2 separate regions of the Homo sapiens genome follow, and region 2 is linked to region 1. A link is an interaction called in ENCODE POLR2A ChIA-PET data of the cell type or tissue named here. Cell type or tissue: MCF 10A. All regions are shown on one strand.

Region 1 (4,000 bases):
CATCATAGCTGAACAACATAACTAGTTCCCATGACAACTATCAATTATCTTTCACAATTTATGGGCCACCATAAAACACGAATTGAGACAGACCAACTCAAGCCTCACAATTCTAAGATGCCATCAACTGTCAGCTGTCACTTTTTGGGGGTGAGAGGAGTGGAGGAGGATGGTGTGAGTACAAGAAACCTACCAACACTTTAAACACATATCGACTGCAACATGAATTCAGAATTATTAAAAGGCTGGGGGAAGGGGGACAAGGACAAGTCTCTGATTAAAAGTAACATGGTGTTTGTCAACTCCTCCCTTCTGTTTGGGAAGAGATACACTTTAGGTCACACCCAACAGTGGCTGGATATTACAAGTCAGTTGAAAGAAACACTGAAGAGCTGACCGCTCACAGGTGAGTATAGCTATGCATAGCTATCACTTTGATATCTAAACCTATTCAACACCTTATACGGTCATGAAAAGGTCTCTAACTCAAAACCTAAGAAAACAATAATAAGGAGAAATGGATTTGAGTCTGATCACAGGAGACAATTTCCATAGCACACACAAAAAATTTCAGAGAACCCAAACCACTACTAGCAATGTAAATTACTTTCACGCAACTGGAGTGCACAGAAGGATGGAAATTCAAACTTTAAGTGTCCACAGTGGAGAGAAATGAAACATCTATTTTGCAAACTGCAAGTGGGGAAAAAGAAATACAATTTACCAGTCATTTTTTCCTTAAAATAGTCCTTGCTCTATCTCTCCAACTCCCAACGTAGTGGTGAGCTCCTAATATGAAAATGACCTGGTAATCCTTAGACACAAAACACAAGGCAGACCCTAAATAAGTGTTCCACTGAACAAACACTATATCAGTATTTGTGCTGAACAAGTACTATAACTTTCACTTGAAGCTTGAAGTACATGCCTTTCAGGGATTTTTAAACTCACTTTTAAACTTACTTTTATATTAAGAAAAAAAGGTTTATTGTAGAAATATAGAAAACACATGTAAGCAAAACACAAGACAATAAAAAATTACCTATAATCCCCTTTGCTCAAAGATAACCTCCACTAACATGCTGGAATATATCCCTAGTTAGTTTTTCTTTTTTCTTGTTTTATAGAGACAGAGTCTCACTATGTTGCCCAGGCTGGTCTTGAACTCCTGGGTTCAAGTGATCCTCCCACCTCTATCTCCCAAAGTGGTTCAGATTACAGGCGTGAGCCACTGTGCCTAGCCCCTAGTCATTTTCTCTACATATAAACACTTAACCACAATAGGATTCTACTGGATCCACTGTCTTATAACCTACTTTTTCTATTTAATATTATACTGGTGACATCTTCGTGGTATTAAATATTCTTCAACACTGCCCCACCCCACCCATCACTCCCACAGCTGCAGTATACTCTTCTGTACCTCACTTCTCAAAAGGAGGAAAAGCTCTTACTCCTGGCTTAAAGTGTTCTCTTTAATAATAATACCAATAATATTCACTGAAAATTAAGGTATCAATTCCAAAGGCACGGCACATACCAATTTCTCAAGAATCAGCATAAGCATACTCTAGAATTCAACGTCAACATGGGAAGTTCAGCTCCCTGTAGATGTAGTTCAATCCAAGAGCCACATTCATTTATCTTCTGGTGTTAACAAGTGAGGAGGAAATACAGTCTGAAGCTTAAAAACCAAGTTACTGACAATAATTACGGCTGCATCCAATTGTCACACACAATGCATGAAGCACAAAAGGAATGAGAGCAAGGAGGAGAATACAAAGTGAAATGATTCAGTCTTGCTTTTTCTTTTTCTTTTGAAATGAGGTCTCATTCTGTTGCCCAGACTCGAGTGCGGTGGTGCAATCATTACTCAGCGCATTCCTGAACCCCGGTGCTCAAATTATCTTTCCACCTGGGCCTCTCAAGTAGCTGGGACCACAGGCATGGGGTCTCACCATGTTGTACAGGCTTTGCTTTTCCTTTAAACCTTGCACTCCTTCCTCTACCCAAAACAAACTGGGCAAGATGAAGTCAGCATGATGAGGACACCCAAAGACAACTCACTTAATAACTGAGAAGGAAAAATAGAGACTAGCAAAGAAAGCAGAAGATTCTCCACAAAGTCCCATTCTTCAGGTTCTCAGGGTAGTTAGGAGATTCGTAAGTAAGTTTGTGGAGCCTGTCACGCTGTGGGACACAAACACATTTTTTCCCCATTACTAAATAGTACTGAGTGCTTACTAAGCAAAGTAATTCTCTAAATAGATTAGGGTTACTTGCATTTTCTGAAAAACCAAAGTAACTTCCAGCATTAAGAAAAAAAGAACTTATACATGTAAATAAAACCCATTCAACACGAACATCTTCAATTAAACAAGAAAAATTAATAGAAAGGGTCTTCATCTCCTACATTACCTCTGACCCAAAGTCTGCCCTCACCGGCCTCCTCACATTAGTGACATCCAACACTCACTTGCCAAAACATAAAACTAAAACTTAACATCACATAGGTCAGGTAAAAGAAATGATTGGCTTTGCATTTTCCAACATTCATTCATAACAGATGTTCAAAGGGGACAACTCAGTGCAACCTCCGGTCAGCTAGGGCAGTGTTGGCCATGGTTCCCAAGTGCACTTCTCAGTATTACAACAATCTCAGCATTTACCCACAATGGGAATTCCAGCTTTACAACACACTTTTAAATATACATTATAAGACATGATCCAAAACTGCACCCAAGAGACGAAGAGCTAAACCTTGAGTCAGGTTGGAAACTGGAAATTAATTAGAATGTAAAAATTGTTGGCCGGGCACGGTGGCTCATGCCTGTAATCCCAGCACTTTGGGAGGCCGAGGCAGGTGGATCACAAGGTCAGGAGTTCGAGACCATCCTGCCTAACATGGTGAAACCCCGTCTCTACTAAAAATACAAAAAAATTAGCCGGGCGTGGTGGTGGGCACCTGTAGTCCCAGCTACTTGGGAGGCTGAGGCAGGCGAATGGCGTGAACCCGGGAGGCAGAGCTTGCAGTGAGCCGAGATTGCACCACTGCACTCCAGCCTGGGCGACAGAGTGAGACTCCATCTGGAAAGAAAAAAAAAAAATTGTTAACACAGGCAAGACCAGGAGCTGGAGATGCAAATCAGGCCCTTGTCACTGCACTTCTGGATCCCCTCAAAACAGGGAACACGGTCTCTGCCTGGTAGACAGGAGATGGAAACATGCCGGAGCCACTCAAGCAATCCATCTACATGTCACTTCAGTGTGCCTGGGAAACCATTGGTCCACTGCAGCCCAAACAAACAAAGTGACAGGTGATGGGACATCACCCAAACCAGCAAGAGGACAGTTCCCTTGGTTTGTTCATCCTCTTCATGGGACCACCATCCTTACAAGCCTTTCCAAGTTCCACCTTCACAGAACAGGTTTCACATCACAGCTTTTTTTTGAGACAAAGTCTCACTCTGTCACCCAGGGTGGAGTGCAGAGTTGCAATCTCAGCTCACCACAACCTCCATCTCCCAGGTTCAAGCGATTCTCCTGCTTCAGCCTCCCAAGTAGCTGGGATTACAGGGGCACGCCACGACGCCCAGCTAATTTTTGTATTTTTAGTAGAAACGGGGTTTTGCCATGTTGGTCAGGCTGGTCTTGAACTCCTGGCCTGAAGTGATCTGCCTGCCCTGGCCTCCCAAAGTGCTAGGATTATAGGCATGAGCCACCATGGGTGGCCACATCATAGCTTTTTAAACTTAAAAAAAAAAAAAAAGAAAAACTCACTTTTGAATGGCCCTTTTCTTTTGGTGAATAGGAGGTATAAAAAGAATACAAAATCTCTTGGTAGATGTCTGCCTGCCAAGAAGTCACCAAACACTGAATTTGATGACAGCAAGGGAATCTGAGAGCCTTGACATTTAACTTGGTGCGTTTTGAATCAATGCAGGACTGAAGTCAGGGACAAAAAGTTGACTGGAGTGTCAAATTTAAGCTAGTTACCCCA
Region 2 (4,000 bases), 1.3 Mb after region 1:
TAAACACATGAACATTCTATTGTCTTTCCTTTTAAACATGCCCATCATTAGACATGCTGTAAATGACCAGTTTCTTTTGCTCATAAATCAATCCCACTATTCTCTTAATCATTATCTCTTGTACTTCCCAGAACTCTTGCTATGGAACATAAATGTGCAGTTAAGATGCATCATTTATCACGTTAAATATTCTACCTGAAGGGGAAAAAACAGCCTATGAAATTAAATGTTAATTTCACTTCTACACTTTCACAAAACTAGACCTTTAAAAAAAGCTTTAAAAATCCAAACTTCATTTAAAAAAAAAAGTAGAGGACTGTTTATTTAATACATGTTTTAGAAAAAAAGGCCATATGGTCCAGCCAAAACACCGATTAACAAACTAATTGGATAATTACGTGAACAAGAAAACTTTTAAGGACTAGTTTTAATGTCTTCCTTTATTCACTGTATAAAAAAAAACACTGAAGAAATAGTGGGCTAATTAGAACTCTATAATTCTTCAACTGCTTCCTTATTAATAAAATGGTAAAGAAATATGAAGGATTTAATACAAGATTAAGAAAATACTATCAAAGAAAAAACATGTATTTAATAAATAACATTGTGATAGCTTAGAGAGGAGCAGATATTTTTTATCCTTACATCACCCCACAATCATAAATACATTTCAGATATATTATTTTATGTTTGTTTTTAATTTAGCCATTGTTTCTTATCAAGTCTTATCACATTTCTGGGTGGGATAAGATTTCAAGCTTCAAAAAATGTGGAAGAAACTACAAATAAAAAAATAAATTTGATTACATAAAAACTGAAAATACGTGTAGGTTAAAAAATTCAACAGTAAATAATAAATTAGAAATTCCAGCAACAACAGAAGCCACATAAGCTTAATATTTTAGTTAAGAGCTCAAACACTAATAACCCTTGGAGAGGAAAAAAAAAAGCAAAGGACAAAAAGAAAAATGTCTTTTAAAAAAAAAAACTAAAATCCTTTTAGAAAAATTTGAATATTTCTAGGTATCAAAGAAAAGCAAATTCAAACATTAAAATACTATTTTTACCTGTCAACTTGGACAAAGATTCTAAAAATTACAATGCCAAATAGTTAACATTTTGGGGGTTGATACTTTTTGCTAGGCATGTTCCAACTGCTTGGCAGTAATTCATTACAGTCTCATAACAACCCTTCGAGGTAGGTACTATTATTTCCATTTTTAAAGATGTAGAAACTGAAGCATATAAGTAACTAACATTTGTGCTGGCAAGCGGCAATGAAGTGGGCGCTGAGAGTAGAAAATAATTTCATAATATAATTCAGCAGCCTTAAAAATGTTAATAAGCTATTATATCAAATTTCTGAGGTTCTGATACTTTCATTGAGTAGACTATATCCAAAGAAAATAATCCTAAATGAAAGAAAATATTTACATACAAACACATTCAATATTGTATTATTTACAGTAGAAGATACTGGGAACAATTAAATACCCAAGGTAGAATTGCTAAGTAAATATGGTATGCTCACACAATGTAATGGAAAATTACTTTCATGAATAAGCAAAATAAGTCGGAAAATATTTGTCATAATATTAAATGAAGATGCAATATGCACAGGAAACTGTATCTACAGTATAATCACATGGATATAATAAAATGGATTTTAAAAGCCTAGAAGAACGTGTATCAAAATATATTAATTGGCCAGGCACGGTGGCTCACGCCTGTAATCCCAGCACTTTGGGAGGCTGAGGCAGGCGGATCACAAGGTCAGGAAATCAAGACCATCCTGGCTAACACGGTGAAACCCCGTGTCTACTAAAAATACAAAAAATTAGCCAGGCATGCTGGCAGGCGCCTATAGTCCCAGCTACTCGGGAGGCTGAGGCAGGAGAATGGCATGAACCCAAGAGGTGGACCTTGCAGTGAGACGAGATTGCGCCACTGCACTCCAGCCTGGGTGACAGAGCGAGACTCCATCACAAAAAAAAAAAAAAACAACTATATATATATATAAATTGTGGTTCTCTTAATTGTAGAAGAATAACAGGTGACCTTTTACCTTCTTAGTTATCTCTACTTTCAAAAATGTTAACAGTGGGTATACATTAATCAAGGTGGAATGAAAACTATACCACATTTTTAAAGAGCAAGTAACATATTACAAGTAAAAGAAAATAAAAGGGGACTAAAACTGAAAAACTCCAAACTTGAATAATCAAAGATGAAAAACTAAAAGATAAATTATGCAAATCAATAATGAAAAATGACAAAAATTGGAGAAAACTACTTACTTTGAAATAGACTACTAAATCTGCTAGAGGGCAGCATTTATCAGTTCAGCCTGTGAAGTCAGACTACTCAGGATCAAATTCGAGCTCTGCCATTTGCTAACTGTCTGACTTGGATGAGTCATTTAACCTCTCTGAGTCTCTTTTCTCTATGTGATGTGGTTAACAGCAGTAACATACCTAACAGAATTGCTGTGTGAATAACACGAAATATAAATTCATGCAGTGACTAACATGTCATGAATACAAAAGATGATAATATTATCTCCATCATTATTATTATTATGTAATTATATACCATAGATTCTATCTTTTAGAATGTAATTGTATTTATTTTCTGAAGGGGTTAAGTGTTGCTGAAGTTTAGGTATCTACCAGAAAATGTGAAAACATTCATAATTCTTCAAGAACATAAGTTTCCCTTTTTCAATACTTTCTTCTCATATTAATACCTCTGCTTTAATTTAATCTGAATAGTTTCATCTGCATAATCATCAGTATCACTCACATGCTACCATAAATTACATTAATAAAGCTTTATAACAATTTATAAATAAATAAAATACAACTCCTCAATGGCCAGCTTCCACTGTTCTCTGAATATTTCTTATGTTTTTCTACTGAACTTACTTTATTTTTCACTTCATGCCTTTAAAATATTAAAATGCTTTCTTTAATTTCACTTATATATTTATGGGTTTTAGAGACTGAGATGGTTAAATCTGCAAGCTCTAAAATTATAAAGTTTTGTTGTTGTTGCTGTTGTTGTTGTTGTTTGAGACAGAGTCTCGTTCTGTTGCACAGGCTGGAGTACAGTGGCACGATCTCGGCTCACTGCAACCTCTGCCTCCCAGGTTCAAGTGATTCTCCTACCTCAGTCTCTCAAGTAGCTGGGATTACAGGCACATGCCACCATGCCTGGATAATTTTTTTGTATTTTTAGTAAACACGGGGTTTCACCATGCTGGCCAGTCTGGTCTCAAACTCCTGACCTCAGGTGATCCACCTGTCTTGGCCTCCCAAAGTGCTGGGATCACAGGCGTCAGCCACCGCGCCTGACCTTATATTCTAAAGTTTGTTAAGGAACTCAAAGTGTTGCCCCTTTCCACTCTCCACACACCATTCAGCTGTCCGCTGTCATCTGTCCATGCCCACAAACCTTGGGCTGCACACATTCAGGGAGTTAGACCTTCTGAAAAAAGACTGCCTGGTATTACAACTCCCAAAAGCTTTCTGTTGGTCCTGCCCTTCTACTTTCTCACTCCTCAACTTAGAACTTAAATGGCAACCACACATCTGACCAAGCGATTTTTAATCTGTCTGCTTGGCCTTACCTGTTTCTGCAAATCATACCTATATCATTACAAGAAATAAACACTGGGCCAGGCATGATGGCTCATACCCATAATCCCAGCACTTTGGGAGGCCGATGTGGGCAGATCACTAGAGGTCAGGAGTTTGAGACCAGCCTGGCCAACATGGTGAATCCCCATCTCTACTAAAAATACAAAAATTTACTGAGTGTGTTGGCGAGCCCTTGTAATCCCAGCTACTCAGGAGGCTGAGGCACAAGAATCGCTTGAACCTGGGAGGCGGAGGTTGCAGTGAGAAGAGATAGCGCCACTGTATTCCAGCCTGGATGACAGAGCAAGACTCTGTCTCAGAAAAAAAAAAAAAAAAAAAGGAATAAACACTGAATTCACACA

Evidence for each region. Peaks named below come from ENCODE experiments on the same cell type or tissue, not always from the same donor. Only the 100,000 strongest peaks of a DNase experiment are listed, where the experiment ranks them.
Region 2: POLR2A ChIA-PET joins it to region 1 with 5 read pairs; 1 of 35 experiments calls an interaction of 5 or more read pairs at or near these places.

What each region holds. Positions count from the first base shown.
Region 1 is chr18:58,052,417-58,056,416 of GRCh38, reverse strand. The region is part of intron 1 of NEDD4L (NEDD4 like E3 ubiquitin protein ligase); the gene reads right to left. Among named protein-coding and RNA genes, the nearest start is that of NEDD4L, 10 kb to the right of the region's middle. In MCF 10A, no CTCF peak of the experiment used is centred here; a DNase peak (open chromatin) is centred at 1,846.
Region 2 is chr18:56,708,008-56,712,007 of GRCh38, reverse strand. The region is part of intron 12 of WDR7 (WD repeat domain 7); the gene reads right to left. Among named protein-coding and RNA genes, the nearest start is that of WDR7, 59 kb to the right of the region's middle. In MCF 10A, a CTCF peak has its summit at 2,320; a DNase peak (open chromatin) is centred at 2,397.